2 separate regions of the Homo sapiens genome follow, and region 2 is linked to region 1. Evidence: chromatin loops called from intact Hi-C (ENCODE). Cell type or tissue: IMR-90. All regions are shown on one strand. Links, peaks and the distances in the headings refer to the core of each region. The heading gives the core; the rest is flanking DNA. Region 1 overlaps LINC02542 (long intergenic non-protein coding RNA 2542). Region 2 holds the start of LOC105377873 (a long non-coding RNA gene).

Evidence for each region. A loop is a pair of places that touch in the nucleus more often than their neighbours do. Peaks named below come from ENCODE experiments on the same cell type or tissue, not always from the same donor. Only the 100,000 strongest peaks of a DNase experiment are listed, where the experiment ranks them.
Region 2: a loop joins it to region 1, with 2.8 times the contacts of the local background. A loop is called at or near these places in 31 of 110 quality-filtered maps.

What each region holds. Positions count from the first base shown.
Region 1 is chr6:81,889,036-81,900,054 of GRCh38, reverse strand. All of the region lies in intron 3 of LINC02542 (long intergenic non-protein coding RNA 2542), which reads left to right. Among named protein-coding and RNA genes, the nearest start is that of LINC01526, 80 kb to the right of the region's middle. In IMR-90, for the core only: no CTCF peak of the experiment used is centred there; DNase peaks (open chromatin) are centred at 4,424 and 5,544; H3K4me3 peaks cover 431 bases; H3K27ac peaks cover 1,377 bases.
Region 2 is chr6:81,762,369-81,773,387 of GRCh38, reverse strand. LOC105377873 (a long non-coding RNA gene) reads left to right here and starts at 4,973. Exons shown (of 3, transcript XR_942729.3): 1 at 4,973-5,108; 2 at 5,661-5,791; 3 at 8,831-11,019. It overlaps LOC124900219 (small nucleolar RNA SNORA70), which reads right to left and starts at 9,364; the gene lies at 9,232-9,364. RefSeq lists an enhancer at 383-522. In IMR-90, for the core only: no CTCF peak of the experiment used is centred there; DNase peaks (open chromatin) are centred at 6,457 and 6,797; H3K27ac peaks cover 474 bases.

The DNA of each region.
Region 1 (11,019 bases), core at 893-8,892:
TTTTCTGTAGATAAAAATGCAGCAGGTGTTAATTTTAAGGATCTTCACATTTCATTTCAAATTTTGCCTTGTCAGTATTAAGTTTATTTTAAAAAATCTTTCAGGAAGAAACTATTAAAGGGCATTTTGATGTCAGAATATATAAGAAGGAAAAGTGCGGTTATATTTTTATCACAGAAAACTATCATAAATAACTTCACACTCATGATTCACAGATGTCCTCAATAAAGAGTTTGTAATTGTGAAAAAAAAAAAAGAAATGTGTGAAGGTGCTTTTATCATTTCCATTTTACAGTTGGAAGATCTGAGGCACAGAGAAATGCAAGTAATCAAGAATTATGGACAAAAATTATGGGTCAAAGGGAGCAGGTCTCTATTTTGAGAACATAGCATTCCTGTATTTTGATATTTTTATTGACTTTATAATAAAGTACTTATGAAAAAAAATTAATGGCTCTTACCCATTTGGATATTCTTCCTTTTTATACTTAATTATTTTGGCTTGCAAAATTTGTTGAAAAATTCCAACACAGTAATTCTCTAACTATGTTCCCTGGACCCCTGTGGGTCCCTGAGAAGTTTCCAGTCTGTCTTTGAGATTAAAACTATTTTCATAACAATACTAAGACATTATTTGCATTTTTCCCTTTGTTACATTTGCACTAATAGGGCAAAAGCTATGGTGAATGAAACTCCCATTGCCTTAGCACAAATCAAGGCAGTGGCTCCAAATTATACAAGTAGTCAGTTGTAGTCTTTGCCACCAAATACTCACAGAAAAAATACACTTCTGTCCACCACCATAAGCTTGAAAGCTTCCTAATACTTTAAGACTTTTCTATGAGATTGTGACCTCACAGATCTATGTGATTTTTGGATATTGTATAATTACAAATGTCAATGACCTTATAAAATGATCTTATAAAAATCATACATGGATAAAAGATTCACTTAAAAATACAAGATAGACCAATGGATTTTAGTGTAATAGAGTACAAAAAGTTTGTTGGTAATGTTTCAGATGCCTCATTGCAACTAATCTTTAAGAAATTACTACTTGTTGAGTTTGGGTAGAATGAATATCTATAATTCTCTAAAAAGATTATTAGAATAGTTTTCCCTTTTCTTTCTACATATCTGTGTGAGGCTAGATGTTCTTTACATAGTGTACTTCAACTAGAACAACACATCCTAACAGATGAAATGCAGATGTAGATATGAGAACCCAGTTCTCTTCTGTTAATCCAGACAATAAAGAGATGTGCAAACATATGACATAATGTCACCCTTTTTACTAAATCTTGTTTTGGTGACATTAGTTTTATAAAAATGTTTAATTTTCACCACAGTAAACATCAACAGACAAAATACACATAACAAAAGGTCTGTAGAGTCTGAGTAATTTTTAAGGGTATGAAAAGGTCCAGAACTGAAATGTCTACAAACTTCTGCTCTTAGAGAAACAAAGCCCCACCATAAGAGAGATGATTTTATCTGCTCCCTGAGCCTGTCAGAGAGAAGACATTTGTGTGGGATGTCAATGAAATGAAGGTAATAACAAGGCATAACAGGGTGGATCAGGACCAGGCAGAAAAATGGATTACATTGTCTATGTTTTATTTTAGTTTAGTAAGGAAACTTTTCCTAAAGTGATTTTTAAAGTAATAGTACTAGCTTGTTCTCTCTCTAAAGACATTTTGTTTTTATAAAATTACAGCCTGGAAAACACACTATGTGTTTAGTCTGAGTAGGTAGCCTGAGTTGTTTGTTAAATACCAGATCTCAGATTTGTGGCTGTTCCTCAAAAATAACTACACAACACCAGCAATTAAATTTATGTATCATTTTGATTATTTATACTTTGGCAAATCAAAGGAGATAAATAATGGTGTGCAGGTGAGTACTTCAATCAGCACTTCATCGACAAGCCCCTTAGATTCCCTCCATTATGAAGCTGGACACACCACATAATCTTCCCATTAAACAGTCTAGAGGGAGCCATCTCCACGCTGGCTTTCATCCCAACAACTTCCCATTTCTGGAGTTGGCTGTTCCTAAACCACAAACATGCCCTTTGAACTATGTAAGGCAGGGATGTTTAGTCTCAACCGTTTTTACATTTCTCCTTCCTTTTCCGTAGGATATTGTTGATCTATCAGAATTAGGGTTTCTTTAGCCCTGCCTCTCCAAGTTCTACAATATTGGACACAAATGTAATATTGCACTGACTTAAGCAAGCAGTTGATGGCCTTGCTAGGGAAGATTACAGAATAGGTGGGTTCTCTTTCCTTCCCAGGTGCCACTGCTCCAGCTGCTTCAACTTTTCTGCATGTGACTAATATGCCTTTAATTTGGTCTTGCTGAATGAAGGTGCTGGGGAACTTCTGACTTGCCTCAGCCCATGGTCTTCAGTGACAGGGAACTAACTGTATGTTAGGTGGGAGAGTGAGCTAAATCACTTCTAAGATCTCTTCTCACATTTAACATTTGGTGGCTCTTAGATTTACTTTGCCCATTAAATGAAAAACAGCCACATGGTTGGGGGGAGCATCTACAGCAGCGGGGTGTGTATATGACTATAATTGATCTCAGCCTCCTTGTCTGGAAGAAATACTGAAGTGGGGCAAGCAAGCTCAGCTTCCACCTCATGACATGCCACCTCATAATATTAAACCAGACTGCTGCCTGTCATACCTAAAAATGAAAATATACATTTTATTTTGAAGCAGCCGCTATGAGAACAGTCAGGCACGGTGGAGACCTCCTGTGTAATTGGTTTCAACTAATGGCGATGATCTAGTGAGACTTGGAAGCTGTGAATCAAACCAAGAAATAATTTAGGTTCCTGAAAGGAGTTAGATTACAACTTAAAAAAATAGTGGCTTTTAATTTGTCTACAGAATTTGTCATCAATAGCAGTAAAAATCCCCTTGATTTATTGAAAAATCAATGTTTATTTATTGTTGTTTAAATATTGTTTGTATGTTGAATCTCACTGGAAATTCTATTCAATTAGGAATGGCTGAGGCTGCCTGGGGCTCTGTATTGAGAAGGGTCTGAGGCTCAGTCTGGATCTGAGGGAGAGAACGTCATGGTTGGCTAATGATTGGATTCAATTCTCACAATAGTTTGTGCGGATTATTATCATTATTCCTCTTTTATTCATGAGCTGAGTGCAGAGAGGTTAAATAACTTTCCAGAAATACATGGTGCAACTGTGATTCAAATACTAAGTTCCTCTGAGGAACTATTAGTCACTGTAATACCATGGACATTTCTCAGGTACCTTCAATTTTCTCATTTTTGAAAAGCTTTGGACTGCATTTCTTTCTTGACAATCTTTCAGCCTAAATGTACTTTGGTCTCTGAACAGTTCAATTAAACACCTCATATCCTGGCAATCTTGCCCTCCTTTCAACCCCTGGAATATTTATTATCATTTGGCCATTCGATGCTATTCTGGGAACCACAATGCTTGTATGCTTTTTTGTGTTTAGATCCTGTTTCTGCAAGTACATGGGACATGCTTTAAAAGGAAGGATGCGGCCAGGCGCAGTGGCTCACGCCTGTGGTCCCAGCACTTTGGGAGGCTGAGGCAGGTGGATCATGAGGTTTGGAGTTCAAGACCAGTCTGGCCAAGGTGGTGAAACCCTGTCTCTACTAAAAATACAAAAATTAGCCTCGTGTGGTGGCAGGCTCCTGTAATCCCAGCTACTTGGGAGGCTGAGGCAGAGAATTGCTTGAACCCAGGAGGCAGAGGTTGCAGTGAGGCTGAGATCATGCCAGTGCACTCCAGCCTGAGTGAGAGAGTGAGACTCCATCTCAAAAAAAAAAAAAAAGGAAAGATGAATCAGTGATCCCCTTCCCGCCCCACGCCCACCCCACCCCCCCCGTGACACTCCCGGCAGTGATGAGCATAGTATTTTGCATATGGTCAATGTTTAAAAATATTAGTTGGTTGGTTGATATGACCCAGGCCACCAAGCTATGAGATATTGTAATAGACTGAACCTAGTATTTGCCACAGAATGAGGGGCAACCAGATGCTGGTTTCTGAGTCAGTATTGCCTGAGGTATGTTTGACTTGGTGATCAGGAATGGCAAGTGCCCTCTACCCCACAGCTGATGCTCTCTAACCTTCTGGCCATTAAGAATGCCTGTTTATCTTCTTGCCTTCATCAACAGCAGCTGTTTATTTAGCAGCCTGACTTAAGACATTTCGTATATATACTCAATGAAGGCTTTCTTTCCCTATTATTTTTCTGTGGAGGGTAAAATACTGTCTTGTTTTTCCAGTTCTCCTCCTAAGTGTGATGATTTAGATGTTCCTGCTGTTAACTGGCAGCTTTTCCATTTCCTTCTAGCATGGAGTGCCCCAGACTTCTCCACAGAAGCCACTAATGAGCTTCTTGCCTTTCAAGCCCCTGATTCACTAATAACAGAATTTCAGCAATGTCTGAAGTTCGGGACCTTATCTTTTCTTCCTTTAGAAAACAAACAAGCAAAGAAAATATGTTACTTGCTGAAGCCACTGACTCAATCCTGTCTGTTTAAGGTTTTAAAACAGAGAATTTATTCAAGAATCTCAGCTTCTGCTTTGCAAATGAGTTGAAAGCTTAAGGATTTGACCCCAACTTTCAAAGTAAGTATACCTTGTCAAGTTTTTTTCCATCTCTTGCTGCCTACATTCAGTCTTTTTCAATGATACTTCATGCTTCTAAGTATGTTTCTGCCTTCTTCCTAATTAATATTGACCGAGTTCCCAAGTGTGTTGGGAACAATTCTAGGGACTGTGTGGATGGAACACAGAAATGAAAATGTTCCCGCCCTATCCCTTCTGCTTGACTTCTGGCTCTAAATGATGCCATTCATTCTATCCGCCTGTTGGCCCCACACGCAACTTTCTGTCATTCACACTATGCCAAGAGATCATCAATGCCCTTTTGTCCTGCGTCCCTCGGAGCCTTGCAAAGCACAGAGCACAGCAGAACTGTCAGCAGCACAAATGCCACTTCTGCCAAACCTGCTCTTACTGTGTCCTCTGATGAACCAGCAGCCTTTGCAGCTGTCTTCCCAGAGTGGGTTTATGAATATAAGGCCTGCCGTCTTTCCTCTCCAGTTCTGTCTGCCTCAGTACTAGTTAGAATGACTAAACCAGACAGAGTGCAAAGCCCATGTCTCCCAGTGGGTAACTCAGTCCACTGGTCTCTTCACATTCAGATTCTCTCATCTTACACCTCCAAGGACAACATGGTATAGTTTTGCTTTCCTTTTGATGTCTTGTCTTGTCTTTCTTTTTTCTTTTCTTTTTTTCCTTTTTTTTCTGCCCTTCTGTGTCAGGGCTCTCAAATGTGTGTTCCTGTACCTCAAAAATACATAGAGATGATTGCAAAGAAAAATAAATATACTTCTTCTTTCTCCAAACATGCGTAAGTCATCATTCCCGTGTTCATAAACACATGCTGTATCTGCCTCAGCATTCTTGCCAGACATGGATGATGTTTTACTTTCCCTTCTGAAAAAAATTCGAAATTTCATCTCTTGTGAAATTATCTTGGGCTTCTCTTCAGACTCAAGTCCAATGTGTGTGAAGTCATACAGATTAGAGAGCTCTGTTCCCAGAATCTGTGAGGTAACCATGAGCTTTTTCCAGCCCTCTGGATGCCTCCTCATCTTGTCAACTACGAGAAGTTAGAAGTGGTAGCTTTTCATATCATTACATTAATTATACAAGGTAGAGGCATATGCACACTTTCTTTAAAAAGACAGAAAATAGAGATTTTAATTATACAAGATAGAGGCATATGCACACTTTCTTTAAAAAGACAGAAAATAGAGATTATAATTCTTTCATGTTTGTGAGGTACTTATCACTACTCCATTTTACAGTTATAACTTTTTCTGTCTTCTAAATATTTTATTCCTGTATGTTGGAAACTTGGAAGTTTAAATTCACCCAGAATCCACTGATGGAGATTCATTCTTATCTGAGACTTCACACAGTAAACTTGTTTCTTTTTGTTAGTTTGTTCAGGAATTGTTTCCTTGCCTTTGTTTTTCTAAGAAATTATAGAAAGTTCTTTCCATTATGCTGAATACAATAGTCTTCAAAACTTCACAGCCACAAACATACAGCTTACTTATATCTTAGGTATCACTTAATATGCTGTGAAGAGATGAGAGCTTTCCTAAGGCCTTCCTGCTCTATGAACTTTGGTGAATTTACCAACAGGACCTCTGCTGTCTCCAATCCCATCACTAACCTGCCTTCAGCTGCGTTCTCAACTCATTCTTCAATACCTATTGAGAGCTTACTACCTTTCAGACCTATTCTAGGGACAAACAGAGAACTAAGACACGGCTCCTGCCCCAGTTAAACTTAAGTTCTGGGGGGAGGTAAGTGGTGGGAATGGGGAGAGGTGACATGTGCTCACTTAGTTATGATATAATGTGATGAATTCTCTAAGAGGAAAGAAATCAATTTTGTGAGACACCTCCTCCCCCATGAAAAAATTCCTAACTTGGCTAAGGGATATCTTCTAGAAAAAAAAAATTTTTTTTTGAGCTGGTTTTGAAGACTGGGTAACAGTGCTCCATACCCTGGAGAGGAGAAGACATTTCAGATAGGGAAGGTAACAGCATTCAAACCCTTAGTGGCCATAAATAGGCTAGGCTGGTTTAAAGAAAGTAAGACATTTGATATGGCTGGAGTATAAGATGTATGACTGGGGACTCTAAAATATTTACCTAGTTTCTTATTACCATTTAAATCATTATAGATTATCCTACTTTATGAAGGTAGAGGCACTGCTTGAAGACTGGTAAGAATGTATCTACCGTGCCTGTCACTGTTTTTTGCTTAGTAGCAACATTCTCAAAACAGTTAAGAAGCTCAGTTAACTGATGTTCCTTTTCTCAAGCACTGACTCTGGTTAATCTTCTCCCCAAGCTCTTTATCTTGGTGTAGATAACTTGAGGTCTTCCTCTTATTCGTCAGTTAAATGGCTGAGCAATCAGACTTGCAGTGTCTCCCACATTGCCGTATTGATACCAGCTTCTGGCCTCATTATCAGGAATCACTAGCTGCTAGTTTCCAGACACAGTTGGTGGTATGTCAGTTTTTAATATCAATTTAGAGATTTATATTTATCTGACTTCCAAAAAGAAAAGGTACTTGAAAAACTGACTATTGGTACTGACATGTATTAGATACCATGAGTCATATATTCTCTTTTTTAAATTTGAAAATTATACTTTTAAAAGTCATTTAATTTTCATTCAATGAGAGGTTGGAGCCTGGAGAGAAGTCTCATGGGGCTTATAAAAGGTTGAACCTCTCTACCTGGCTCCTCTACCTGCTCAGGTATAGGATGTATCTGGAGTCTTATTTGGGAGTGGGACACTAACAACTGCTATAAAAATTCATATTCCCTACTCTGGCAATGTGGACACTAAAGATTCAGTATGGCCATGTTGTTTGTTGTTTATGCCCTGCCTGACATTTCAAAAACCATGTGAGAAGTTGCTAGGGTAGAGGAATTACAGTCAGAAAGAAGAATAGGTGACAAAAAACAGAAAGAAGGTAAGGAAGAGGAAATAGGAGGATTGAAGAGAAGCAGGCAGGGTGGGGTGAGGACCTTGTTGTTCTCACTGAGTAGATCTAGACACAGGTGCCACGTTATTTAATACTAATATTAGCCAGGAGAAGACAGGTCTGAAGGTAGAAAGCCAGGGAGGAGTGGCGTTGAATTCTTTTCTGCTGAAAGTGGTGTGCAGTGGTGGGCTCTTGTGCAAATTTCCCTTGGGATTGTAGCCTTCTCTTTTATGAACTTCTCACTCCTGTTATTTCCAGTTCCGGACCTTCTGATCAGAGACTACTGGAATTTCCAGCTCTCTAGGCACTAATTTCAGGGGCTGAAACAGCAACCCCTCTGCAGCGCCTACCACAACCACTGCTGCCCTGCTGGGCTGTGGGGTTGTGCCAGCCCGGGCACTCTTGCCCAGGAAATAGAAGGTGGCATTTAAGTAGCACTTAGGACTATCCTAACCAATCCTAAAGACTCGGAGTCAGGCCAATTCTAAATTAAGCTTTCTTGGGCAAATGAATAAGGACTCAAGAAACCTCAGAGTGGAAACAAAAAAATATATGAAAATTCGTTAGCTCCAAACATATTTCTACTATCCTTCAGTTTTGACAGATATTAACATGATTCAATGTTTCTATAATTTATTTTTTGTTTTAGATATTTTCAGGGTTCAAGTTTTAAAATATATCTCAATCGAAACTCAGTACTATTTAAAATACCCAAATGATGATATTATAGAATTGAAAAAGATCTTTTTTTAAAAAAAATTTATAAGAAAACTGAAGCTCAGGAGAAGCAGGTGGCTTGATCAAAGTCTCACAGCTGGCATAGAGGGACAAAAAAGCAAACTTTCTGATGTCAGGTAAAGTGTGCTTTCCTTCATAAAACCACATCAAATTCATTTTCTGAAATACGTAACAAAAAGATGGAGCAATGGATTTATTTTTGTTTCATAGTATTCTTTAAAGTCCCTTATAAAGTGATTCTGGAGTGGCTACTTGCATTTTTTTTTTATGTTGTTCATCTAAAGGCTGAATTGCTTGGTGTCTTGGTGTCTCCCAGTGATCTCACCCAGAATCAGTGCCATGAAAGTAAGCTGGTAGAAATCTATGGCTAAGATGCTCTGTCTTGACCTCAGAGCAATTACTTTCCCTGAACAAAATGCACACTGAGGGATGCCAGTGCCTACTGTTCTGGAAGAGGGCAACATTTGTCTTAGGATTCTTACCCAGATTTTCACAATGCATTCTGAAACTCGGCACTAGGTCATTAGGCTGAAGCTCTGTACTGAAGCCAAGTGGCGTTTAAACCACCAGACTGAAAGCTTATGCACCATGGGCTGTAGCCATGTTCTCAAATGTGACTCAACTGTGGTTTGAGATGTGTCTGTATGGGGTACTGGAAAGAATGCTGGTTTGGGTTGGGCACACTAAATTTTGGTTCCAGCTCTGCCTCTAATCAGGTGGTCACAGTAAATCCTGTCAGCTCCCTGCAATTCAGTTACTCATCTGTGAAGTATCTCTGTCTTGCCTATATAGAGTGAGTTATTCCATCCAGCAAATGAGTTAACAGAAATGAAGAATATTTGTAAATGTAATGGGTTAAAGAAATGCAGATTACTATTATGTTGATACTAATATTTGGATAGTATTGAAACGGTTAAGCTATTGTTTGACCGTGTGTGGTCAAATGTCTCCTAACAGGCCTCGTATGCTCAAATACAAAGCTAAGGATTAAAGCCAAAGTCTGTATGACACACATTATGCTGTAGAGGAAGATATTCTGGTTTGTTCTGTGCCTTTCAAATTAAATATACTCAGTTCTGTGCATTGACGTAACAGACCAGGGAAGATGTGTCGATAAACTGTGGGCTGTGCAATGCTATTCACATTCTGTGTATTACTATTACAAAAAGTCTTTTCCTTTTGGACCCTTTCCCTGTACCAGACCTTCATTTCTAAGCAAGTTCCTTACATTACTTTTGAAAATTAAAGCTAAAGAAATAAGTTTTTCCTCTGGATTTTTTTTACAGTAATTTTGTTCCTTCATCTAGATGTTTCTGTCAAATATTACAAATAAATTCAATCATTAATTTAACAGATATTTATTTAAATCTGCTGGGCACCACCACTGCTCTAGAGATAGATCTGTGAACAAAACAGACAGTCTTCCAGCATTATCATGTTTCATATTTTTATGATATTTCTAGGTATCTCAATTTATATTATAGGATCTTCTATGTGTTCAAGACTAACAGTGACCAACCTCTGATGGTCAGTATTCTGAAATGTTTGTTTACTTTTGTTTCTTTCCTAGATCTCTGATCTGTCTAGCTCTACTCTGCCACTCTTCTTCCCTTAAAATCAGCTTTTGACCTTTATTCCAGGTCAAGCTATTACATAATTCATCTTTGGATGAAGGAAGTTTAAGATGGGCAGCTCCAATATAATTATTTATTTATGAGGATTCGTAAATGTTCATTCTGTCTAACTAATCTCCAGCCCCAGGACATGCTCAAGGCCTTAATCTTCCCAGGTCACTTTGCATTGCTGGATAGTTTTATAGGATTTGTTAACTTAGTCAATTGCACATTCAGGTTCCCTAAAATTAGTTGGGCCCTTGCCGAGCAGAGCAAAATCCATGTTCCTCTTTGTTGACAACATACTAGTCTCTCCAACTATCACTACTTAAAACTTTCAGTCCTTAGGATGTGCACTTCTCATATCAATTCAACCCCGATATTTGTCCTTGGTTAGTGATCTCTCTTTCAACCACTTCTCACTCCCTGTTTCCCATCTGACTCTTTTGCAAACCTTTTGCTACACGGAATCCAGAGGAATGTTTCTGAACCCGAAGTCCTGTTGTGGCAAGCTCTCTCTGATAATAAAGAGTTGAAAATCCTTAACTCAGTGTGATGGTTAATATTAAGTGTCAACTTGATTGGACTGAAGAATGCAAAGTATTGTTTTTGGGTATGTCTTCCAGGGTGTTGCTAGAGGAGATTAACATTTGAGTCAGTGGACTGGGAGAGGCAGACCCACCCTTAATCTGGGTGGGCGCCATCCCCTCAGCTGCCAGTGTGGCTAGAAAAAACAGGCAGAAGGTGGAATTAGCAGACTTGCTGAGTCTTCTAGGCTTCACCTTTTTCCCATGCTGGATGCTTCCTGCCCTTGAACATTAAACTCCAAGTTATTTGGCTTTTGGCCTCTTGAATTTACACTAGTGGTTTTGCCAGGGCCTCTCAAGCCTTCAGCCACATACTGAAGGCTACACTGTCGGCTTCTCTACTTTTGAAGTTTTGGGACTCAGACTCATCCACTACTGGCTTCCTTGCCCCTCAACTTGCAGACGGCCTGTCATGGGACTTTACCTTGTGATCATGTGAGTCAATTCTCCTTAATAAACTCCCTTTCATATATATATATCTTTCCTG
Region 2 (11,019 bases), core at 1,712-9,711, 130 kb after region 1:
ATACAATAAAATAAAATGTATCCTATGACAGGTGACAATAAATGCTATGGGGAGAATTAACCCAGGAGTAAGATAGGAAATGTTGAGGGAGGAAAGGTTGCAAGTTAAAAAAACAGGCTGGGTGGTCTGGAAAGTCTTCCTGGATATGGTGGCATTTTCATCTAAAGGGTTGAGAGGCCTGGGCTAGAGTTTCCAGAATTAGCAAATAAAAATACAGGGTGTCCAGTTAAATTTGATCAGTCATCCTATATTTTATCTGGCAACTATACTTGGTAATGAGGAATGCACCGGGAGCCTTGAATCTTCCTCTGGGATAAAGGGGCAAATGTGTTTCAGTGATAAATTTTGATGTGAAGAGGGTGTCATAGGTTGTGGAATGAAGAACACTGCAGAGCCCTGGGGCTCCATTTGCCCTGCTGCAGAGGCCTGGACAGGGCTGTCTTATTCTGAGTCATTGAGGTTTGGGGATTTCTCTTAGATTCTTAACTGTGGGTGAGTGGAAAGTAGAACGTGTTGGAGCTCTAAGACTTCCTCTTAACCCCTGATATTTGTTACTTAGGGTCACATAAAGCCAGATGGAAAATGATATTAGATGTCAGGTACAGGCAATACCATTTTCCCCCTAAACCCAAATCAGCTTTATTTATTTATTACTTATTTATTTAATTTTAGTATTTTTTCAGGCAATACCATTTTCAGGGAACAGACCCAGAAATGTCACACACTTTGTTTAATATCAAGAAAACAGTGCTTCTTCGAACCAGGATTATTGATTTAGATGCTCGAAAGGTCAGTGAGCTTCAAGAAAAAGATCCTCCATATACGATTTTCCATTTTTTTCTGTAATTTCTTTTTAAAATTTTTATTTTATTATTTTATTTTACTTTAAATTCTAGGATACACATGTAGGATATGCAGGTTTGTCACACAGGTAAACATGTGCCATGGTGGTTTGCTACACCTGTCAACTCACCACCTAGGTATTAAGGCCAGCATTCCCCCAGAAGCATGATGTCAATAGTCAGTAACAGTAGTTTCTGCTGTAATTTTGCTTGTAATGATTCAATGCTGTTCTCTTATACAGTGAGGGAAGAGTTGGCTTCTTCTTGGCTCTGCAAGTATGGTGGTGGTGTTATTATTGCATGACATTTAAAGATGGAGATGCCTTATTTGAACATGAGGGCAGGAGTTTGTGTCCATTTTGTTCATTTTTGAAAGTTCAGTTTCTAGAAGAGTGCCTAGTAAATTACTAGGTACTCAGTCAATATGTTCTGAGTAACAAATATTTCCAGTATTACAAGATTTTTTAAATGCAAAAACTGGTTTTTGTCAAGTCACTTTAAAATAATGCTTATTTGTATGCTTCTGCCTAAAAAGAGTATGTTAGAGATGTCTTCTTGCAAATGCTGTAAAAATGAATGCCACAGTGGTTAGAATAGGCCCAGAGAGTGACTGCTGAGTTAATCCTTGCTTCCTGATTCCTAGCTGTGTGTTTTTCCCTTATCTTTGCACCTCTGTTCACTCTTCTATAAAGTTGGGATGATAATAACAGTGTAATATTAGTACCTCCTCTGTCACCAAATTTTTGAAATAAATTGATATACAAAGCACTTAGATCAGTGCCTGTCCCATACAAGATACTTAAATATTAGCTATTAATATTTTAATTTCATATTATCTCTAATATACTTTCTAGCACATGGTTTATTTTCTATAATAATTTTTGAGTGACTAATAATGTTTCACTATTAGAAAAAATGTAAACTACTTCAATATTTAGAGTCCTTTTTTAAGATACTGAAAAAGGGTAAAAGAGTATAATGATTAGAAACATCACCACTTGACTAGTCTAGGCATTAATAATACCTTTGAGAGAGAGGGTGGGCTGAGTAAATCATGAAGATAAATATAACTTTTTCATTGACCTCTCTCAGGAGCTGGAGAGCAAACATATTTCTATGGGAAGGAGGCAGTGCCTTCCTCTTCTAATCATAGATCATGTCCACCTTGGCAAGTTCAGGGCCTTTCACGGGATTTTATTGTTGGGAATCCAAAGAAAACACAGTTGAGAGTAAGGTCTCAGAGGGTGGCTTGTCAAGATGAATGTCTGCACCATTTTCCTCTTACAACTATGCCTATGTACAAAGTGTATCACAGAGGTAAGTGACTCCATCCTCAATCTATCACAATTTGCTCTCTTTCTCCCATGCCAATACATTCACTGTGGCTAAATTTACTGATGTTCTTCTTAATAGTCAAACCCCATAATCCCTCCTCAGCCCCCTACCTTGATTCTTTGAAGTGTTTCCAGGATGCCATCCTTTGTGAAACTACGTCCTTGAAGTCTCAGACAACCCCCTTTCACCTCATCTTCTCCTCTAGCCCCCCTTTCCTTCTCATTTCCCTGTGGTATCTCTTCTTTGCTTCCCTGTTATGTGTTTATGGTTCGGTGTTCTGTATTTAGTCTTCTCTTCACATAATTTCATCTTCACCTATGTCTTGCAGTATCGTGTATTAATTAGTATAGTAGACTGATTAAGTGGCTTCCAATGATATCAGATCCTAATCCTTGGAATCTATAGATGCTAGTTTATTTGCTGGGGTGGGCATCTTTGTAATTAAGTTAATGCTCTTCAGATGGAGGGATTACTCTGCATTATCCTGGGTTATCCAGGTAGGCCCTGAATGCCATGATTCAGTGTCTTTATAAGAAGAAGAGTGAGGGAGATTTGATACAGACAGGAGGGGAGAAGGCAATGTAACCACAGAGGCAGTGATTGCAACAATGCTGTCATGATTCAAGAAATGCCATCAGCCACCAGAAACTGGAAGAGGCAAGAAATGGAATCTCCCCTAACATCTCCAGAGGGAGGGTGCTTGCCAACACCATGATTTTGGCCCCATGATACCGATTTTGGGCTTTTGGCCTCCAGAACTGTAAGAAAATAATCTGTTATTTTCAACCCAAGTTTGTGGTAACTTGTTACAGGCACCACAAGAAAGGAATAAAACTAGAAAATATAAAACCTGTGGCTTTAATTACTATCTTTTTTTTCTGAGTGCCAGATCCACATAACCAAACACCTGCTGGACATCCCTACCAGCTTTCCCCTTTAACATTAGAGCTAGCCATTACTGAGCACTTGCAATGAAGGGCTTTAGGCACTGTTCTAAAGCCCTTCAGAAATGTTACCTCATTTAATACTCACTAAAACCTTATTAGGTAGATACTTTATTATCCTTGCTTTATAATGAAGGAACTGAGTCACAGATGATTTAAGCAGCTTGCCCAAGGTTGTAAATATGGTAAATGCTAGAGCTGGAATTTGGGGCCGGGCCTGATCTGACTTCAGAGCCAATACTAATGACAATGCTCTGATGCCTCAAATTGCCTGATGTCTCAGGTTACTCAGAGCCTGTGCCTTGCCCAGGCAGCAGTGTACAGGGCCTCTGAGGACAGATCACTTTAGATGAATTCAGAAATCTTTTACAGAGTCATTACTACCTGCCAGGTGCTTAGTGCCAGTCACTTGCAACCATTACCAGGGGCAACTTGCTGTTTTCTGTTCAAATATCAAACTATCAAAATCTGAGACAAGAAAATTTCCCAAATCTCATGCAACGTCAGAGATAGATCCTACACCAGGAGGAACACCTGAGCCAGACAGGAATTCTTGTGGCCTCCTAAAAGCATCATGTTTATTGATACACTCTGTTCATAGAGTACTGTGGCTGTCATGTTGCCACGGCCACTTTCATTGTGTTGCCATTGGGCTCTGGGAGCAAGTAAAAAAGTTGAAACTGAAATAATCCCTTTTAGCATTTATGGAGTTTGATCTTCCATGCTGTGTTTGGTAATCTGGAGTCCTGGCTGTTCAATATTCCCTTTCTAGTTCCTCCCTTATAGTTATCACTTGAAATGTGAACAATAATAAAATGGCTACAATATCTTAGTTATCTACTAGGTGCCAGGTAATGTACATACACTATCCATTTAATCTTTTTCACAGTTATGCAAATAAAATATTTTTGCCATTTTATGTATGAGAATACAAACGCTTAGGCTAATTTGTCCCAGCTCACACAGCTAGTTAGTGACAGAGTAGAGTTTGGATTCAGAGAATCAATTAAAATTATTGAACTAGATAAGATTAAAGACAATTGCTTCTTCAGGTCACTTTGGGCAGAGCTGAGGGAGGGGACAGGAAAGAACCAGGTTCTTCATAGTTCAAGATGTGGACAGTTCCAGTTTCTTCTCCATTCTCCAAAGAGCCTGATATTGTGATTTCTGCCTGAGATTGCTTCATGCTTGGACAAAATGGACTTCAGTAATAATGCTGATATTATTTTTGTTATATAAGTTCTTATAGTATACAGTGCTTCTGCCTAAAATAGCTCTTTCTGTAAGCATGGGAGGGCAGGAACTCACCTTCATCCTCAGGATCCTATGGGGCTAATTCCTCTGTGCAGAGGTAGATTTTCTGTGAAGCGAAAGAAGTTTACATCTTCAGGGACTCTCACTTGCTTGGGCATATGCTTTTCTAATATTTGAAAGAGCAAAACATTTTAGCCACGATTAAGACTGCAGTTTAGGCTGAGTGTGGTGGCTCACAATTGTTATCCCAGCTACTTGGGAGGCTTAGGCAGGAGTATAATTGCTTCAGCCCAGGAGTTCAAGGTTACAGTGAGCTATGATCACACCACTGTACTCCAGCCTGGTGACAGTGAGACCTTCTAAAAAAAAAAAGACTGCAATCTCTTTTCATATGAATTATTTTCCATGCCTTTTCATGTTGGATAGTCCCAGACTAGCTGTGGACATTTTTGAGATTTGGCTAATGGGAAATTAAATTGGGAGTCCCTCTATTTGGGTTTAGGGAGATGGATTTATGTGGTTTGCAGTCATTTTCAGGTATAGTAATTATTATTGCTACCTGTCCATGTGCAGGAATACTTTCAGAAACCCTCTTCCCACTCATCTGCAATCACAGAATGAAGACACAGTGGTTGTAATACTATATGAGCATGCTGTGCTGTGCCAGAAGTATGTGGGCAGTAGAAGAGAAAGAAGACTTGAACATTTTTCAAATCATCATAACAAAAAAATTGTAAGCAAAGGTTTTGAATCTCATCAATGCTGTGTTAAGTCAGAAAAGTCAGAAATCCTCTTCTACCATACATAGGGGTGCAATCAAAGAGTATGCAATCAAGAAGAAAAAAGTAGAAAAAAAGTGTAGGATGAATCAGGGATTTAATTAATAAATATTTTTCTGGATTTTTTATGTTTGTGGTATTTGTTAGCTGTTTATATGTATACTTTGTGGTGATTTCTCATCTTAACTAAATATTCACACATATCTATTACTTATAATTTTGTATTCTTTTAAAGAGTTCCCCCATAATTATATAATCTTTAGATCCCACAGATCTTATATCTGCCCCTCCAATACAGCATTTAAACATCCACTAACTAATTAGACTCTTCACTGAATCTTGGTGACAGGAGGGAGGAGGAAGAATCCAGACAGGTGTTCTGCCAGGGGAGTGGCTTTGGAACTGGACCAGGACATGGGCTCTCTTGCTCTGGTGTAAGCAGGGCAGGTCCCGCATGTTGTCTTGGTCCCCATGCCTGACTCATATTATCATTTTTTTTCAACAAGGCCAGTCTAATGAACAGGTAGCTGTCAGCACTACAAAGGAGGGAAGACTCCCGCACTCGCTACCACATTTCTTCTCCACCTCCTGTGGTGGCCTCAAATACTAGAACTAGAGGCACATTCCTTTGGGCTTGGTAAGTTTTTTAGTCTTTGAGAATAAAATTAAAAGCAAATGTTTTACAAACAATTTCATCATAAGTCAATATGAAATATCCCTTAGTCCCGAGGTTTAGGAATGTTGATGAGGATGATGATGATAACCTACCAATTTCTGAACATTTACTATGCCTCAGGGAATGTGCTGCACACTGCACTGTGTGCAGTCAATCCTGCAACAGGAGGAAACTGAAGCTTAGAGGGGGTCATGCAGCTCTAAGTGACTGAACAAGAGATTAAGGCACAAAAATAGTTAAATGACAAATTATGAGGCAAAGGCTTTAAAATTTCAGGCATTTCCCAATTATGCCTTGGGCTAGCCCTTCCCTTTGCTGCTTTCCTCAACTCTAGTAAAATGCTGATTACTACTCTTAATCACAAGCAACAGAGTAGAATATATTCTACATTATGTGGGGTTCAAAAAATTAACCCCTAGGCAATGAAAATATGTTTTCTTCAGCATAAGAAACAAAATTGGGATAAAACACCGAACGACACCTGGATTGCAGAAAAAGTCAATTACCAAAGGGGAAAAGGTTTGCAAGACAACTAGAGCTAGGCAGTTAAACATTAGCATTCAATGGTTTGAAGTGTTTAGGTTTTGCAATGGTGTGGTTTGGAAGCTTTCCAGCAGAAAGGCTATTTTCTTTTAAAAGGATAACTCTCTGCAATATTTTCTTTGCTGAAATAATGTGATCCTTAATGACGTCTTATATGACCCAAACTTAAAATAGACCCTATTATTTTAGCTGACCTCATTCTAACCAGGTTTTTACAGGTCAGCCATTAACTATCAACAGCTTCCTGATAATTAATCCTACTTACCCAAATAACTGTTAGCCTGTTAGCCTTATCTATGCTAAGAGGAAGCTTTTCTACGTACCAGACTTCCTCAGTGAATAAAACACAAACTGAAATTCTGCAGAAAGAGCCAACATTGTGAGGTTTGAGAATGAAGAAACAGATTGAAGATTACAACGCTCCCCTGTCTTTAGCTCCTTACTTGCTGAAATTCTGTGGTTCATCTGGCACAGGAATGGCTTTACAGTAGAGTCAGCAGCACAACTACTCAGGTCAGGAGTGGTTCTCTGGATGGCTCTATCAAAATGCATGGACAACAACATATGCAGTTACCTAAGTGGTCTGGATTGAGAAGCAATGGGGGAAGATATCTTAAGTAGCCATTAGTGTTATTTCCTCTAGGATTTAATTTTCTGCCATTAGAGGCTCATTCTTGTGACTCTGAAGAGCTCTAAGATTCTACTAGGAAAATACAGCTGCCATCTTTGTTTGTCACCTACTCAAATGCAAGACTGGTGTTTGATAAAATGAGGGAAAAGAGGCATGCTGTTATAACTGATGCTGTCAGGACTCCAGGAAGAAGAAAGGTGATGAAATAACAAAATTGCTTTCTTCATTTGGTGAAGGGAGTAAGGCGCTCATGCTGGTCCCATCTAGCAATTTGTAAATGGGTTGTTTGAACATATGGGTCTTAACATGTTCATAGATCGTGGGTGTGTGTTTGTGTGTGTAAAATGAAAAGGCTTATTATTAGATGTAGCCTCATGTCAGCATAGTATAAAGTTCCTCAGGTAAGGGCATGCTTTATAATTAAAGGATTTCTGCATCTGTAATTGCCCATGACATGTACCTTTTCTTTCCAAGTCACATTTCTGATTTTCAGTGACAATTTATTATTAACCTATTTTCTCATCGGGTTAAAAGCATATCCCAAAATTTTAAATCCAATGTGCTCCAGTACATATAAAGAGACTTATTAAGATGATCTTTTCTTAATAAGTCTCTTTATATGTACTGGAGCCCGAAACTTCATTAGCAATTTTAATTTCGCCCTGGTCCTGTGGTCCTGTGATCTCGCCCTGCCTACATTTGCCTTGTGATATTCTATTACCTTGTGAAGCATGTGATCTCTGTGACCCACACCCTATTCATACACTCCCTCCCCTTTTGAAAATCCCTAATAAAAACTTGCTGGTTTTTCAGCTCAGGGGACATCACGGAACCTGCTGACATGTGATGTCTCCCCCAGGACACCCAGCTTTAAAATTTAAAAAAAAAAAAAAGATGATATTTTCTAAGAAAGGTAATTATATCTTACATTACACAAAAAAAAACACTAAAATGACTATATAACCCTGATGGGTTGTGACCTACAGTTTGAATAGCAGTAATCTAAGATAGTATCATCATTTGCCCAGATATCTGCAGCAGTCTATTAACCCATTTCTCTTCTATTTTTCCCTCATGAATTCCCCATACAGCAGCAAAAAGGATCTCAAAAGATAAATCCAGTCATGCAACTCTCCTGCTCAAAGCCTTCAATAGCTTCTAACACTTACACAAAAAATCTAAAATCTTTCAAACTCCTCACCACAACCTACATGATCTGAACTTTGACATTCTGTTCAGCCTAATCTCATGCCATCTCTCCCTTCCTCTGCATGCTCTGGTTCCATAGAACACATTTGAGTTCCTCCAGTACAAGAGATTCTTGCCTGCCCAGGTACAAGTTGCTCCCTCTGCCAGGAACACTCTTTTCTCAACTTCTCATGACTGGCTGGTGTTTACTCTTTAGTCTGGTCTTTTCTCTACAAAGACACCTTTTTTAACCATCCCAGTTACAGTGGATCATTCCTTCTTATTTTTTATTTCAACCCATTGTTTGAACACTTACCACACTTGGAAAGATGGAAAGAAAATATGACAGCTAGAAAACTGACCAAATAACAGGCAGGATGGGGGTGGGTGGAGGACTCACAGCAAGAGATAGTGAAGTCTTTTAGGGCTGGATATGTTCATCTTAGGATCAAGGACTTAAAACTTTGGAATTGTGACTTTACGCAATGTAGCTTGCCTGTAATGCCTGCCTTTTCATTTTTGTGTAATACCGAATTACATTAATTTGGAAAATTCTACATGCCTCTACTTTGATAAGAAGGATGAAGGAAAGAAAGGGTTTGGTTAAACATATGCTAACATTTTTTTTTCTTTGTCAGAAAGTATTGGTGAGCCTAAGAGACAGCAGAACAGTGGAAGCCTTCCTGAGTGCAAGGCCTGACACTTGTTGCGGAGCCATGACTGGGGATGCATTTGACCCCACAGCCATCTGAGATAAGACACTTCTCAACTACCATGTCTTCAGATTCATCTGCATTAAACTTGATAGAGCCCCATTTCTTTGTGATGTGGCCAAGCAACTTGAACTTGGCCCTGTGTAGGGACTCAGTCACATGCTCCTTGTTCTGCACCTTGGTATGGATGGACATGATGACTTACCAATGTAAATTCTGGCCATGGTACCCTGGGGCTTTCTAGAGATACCCTGCACACCTGTCTGGAGCCTACAATGGGAACAGTGCAAGGTCAAAGGTCAGAGGCATAAACATACATTGGAAACGGCTGTCTCCTATGTTCTTTAGAGCAACCCATACAAGAAACAAGCTGTGTATACAACAAAGGAGGCTGTTGTTTGCAGCCATTACACCGAGCCCCTGTGAGGAAAGGAGTACAGCTGGCTTAATTGACTGCAGATGAATAATTTTAAAAGTCTGCTGAGTTCCAGAATTCGGGGTGACAGTGGTAATCAGAGTGACAGAACTCTAGAGAAAGGCAGTGTTCATAGAAAAGAGTCAGAGGTTGCTGGTGGGGTCAGCTCCCACCAGCTGGAGGTTCTTTCTTGATTCAGAACTCACAGAATTTTATGTGGTGTTTTAATAAGAAAGATGTTTCCATCCTTGAACCATCCCTTCTCTAGCTTGGAGGTCCTTCCTGTGCTATAAAGATCACAGATAATTTTCTGGCTTTGTACAAGGGCAGTACTGTTGAAGGGGACCTGCAAGCTTCTTTGTCCTAGAGACTAAAAGTCCCTATTTCTGCCGCAGCAGTTCCAAATCTACAAACAGATATTTTCACATGGTATCACTCCTCACTAGCCACCAGTTGCAGGATGGAGATGCAGGATATATTATAATAGTTGTTTTTGAGTTCAGGTAGAACTTGGAATCAGCCAAATTTGCCTTAGGCTCAAACTGGATGCCCTGAGAGATAACTCCCACAGTGTAAGATTGAGAACATCTTTGAACTCCCATGGGCCTGATGCCTAGAAGGAGAGCAACCTGGGTTTTGCCCCTTCTTCTGCCTTTGCTGGTCTCCATGCCTAAGCATTACATTCTATCCAGCTCCTGCAGATGAGTTAGCTGGCCTGAGTGCCTACAAAGGACCAGGCATTCTCTAAGGCATACTTTACATGTTTCAAGGCACATTTAGCATGCTCTAAGGCATACTCTAAGGCATATTTACATATTTACATTCATCTAATACCGGCCATTCTGTTTTTCCAGCCTGGCCTTCTGTCACAATCTTGGGCTTATCCCTTCTCAGCTAAGCACTAGGGGAGTGTTTCTTCAAAGCTCTAACATGTACTGTGAGTGCTGTTCCCAATGATTCCCATCTTTCTGATTCCTTTTAATTCCTCAGTAATGATTTGTGCTAAGTATTTTTACTTTTTTTTCCTCCAAGTCTCAACCTTGAAGAGTTTACTGTGGCCACTTGAAATTAAGTATGGGCTGCTTTTAATGGGACTAATTGTTATAAGTTCTCATAGCAAGAATCAATTTCAAGAATGAGAAAAAAAATCCATCCCCAGGTTTCCTGCATCCTATTCTCAGCCTCGTGATTTAATCACTTAATTTTAGAATAACGCACTCAGCTGTTTCCACGTCAGCCACTGACTTTTCCCAAGAAACAAATAATGAGGAAGATGTGGCCTTAACTAAGATGGCCTTGCCGTAGGTTAAAGGATCATGGACAGCTGATCTCTAGTGCCTCTAGATCATTGGAACAAAGCCATTTTCTTCCTCAGACCAGGTTGCTTTGATTTGCAATTTATTATAAACAAAATGAACTGGCTATTTTGGGGCTTGGGTTTGAACTATTACCTAAATCCTGACTAGTCATAGTTTGTGAAGTTCTGCAACAAATGCCTGCCTCTGTCTCTTTCATTCTTTTTCTTCCTCTTCCTTTCTTTTTTTTTTTTAAAGAATATCTTTTTCTAGAACAATGAAGCAGATAAGAAATATAGGAAACCATAGAGAGTTAAATAGCATTTATGGAACTGTGAGGATCATCTACTGACAGTAAGAGCAATAACACAGAAACAGACTTCAACTGGCAAGAAACAGCAGGT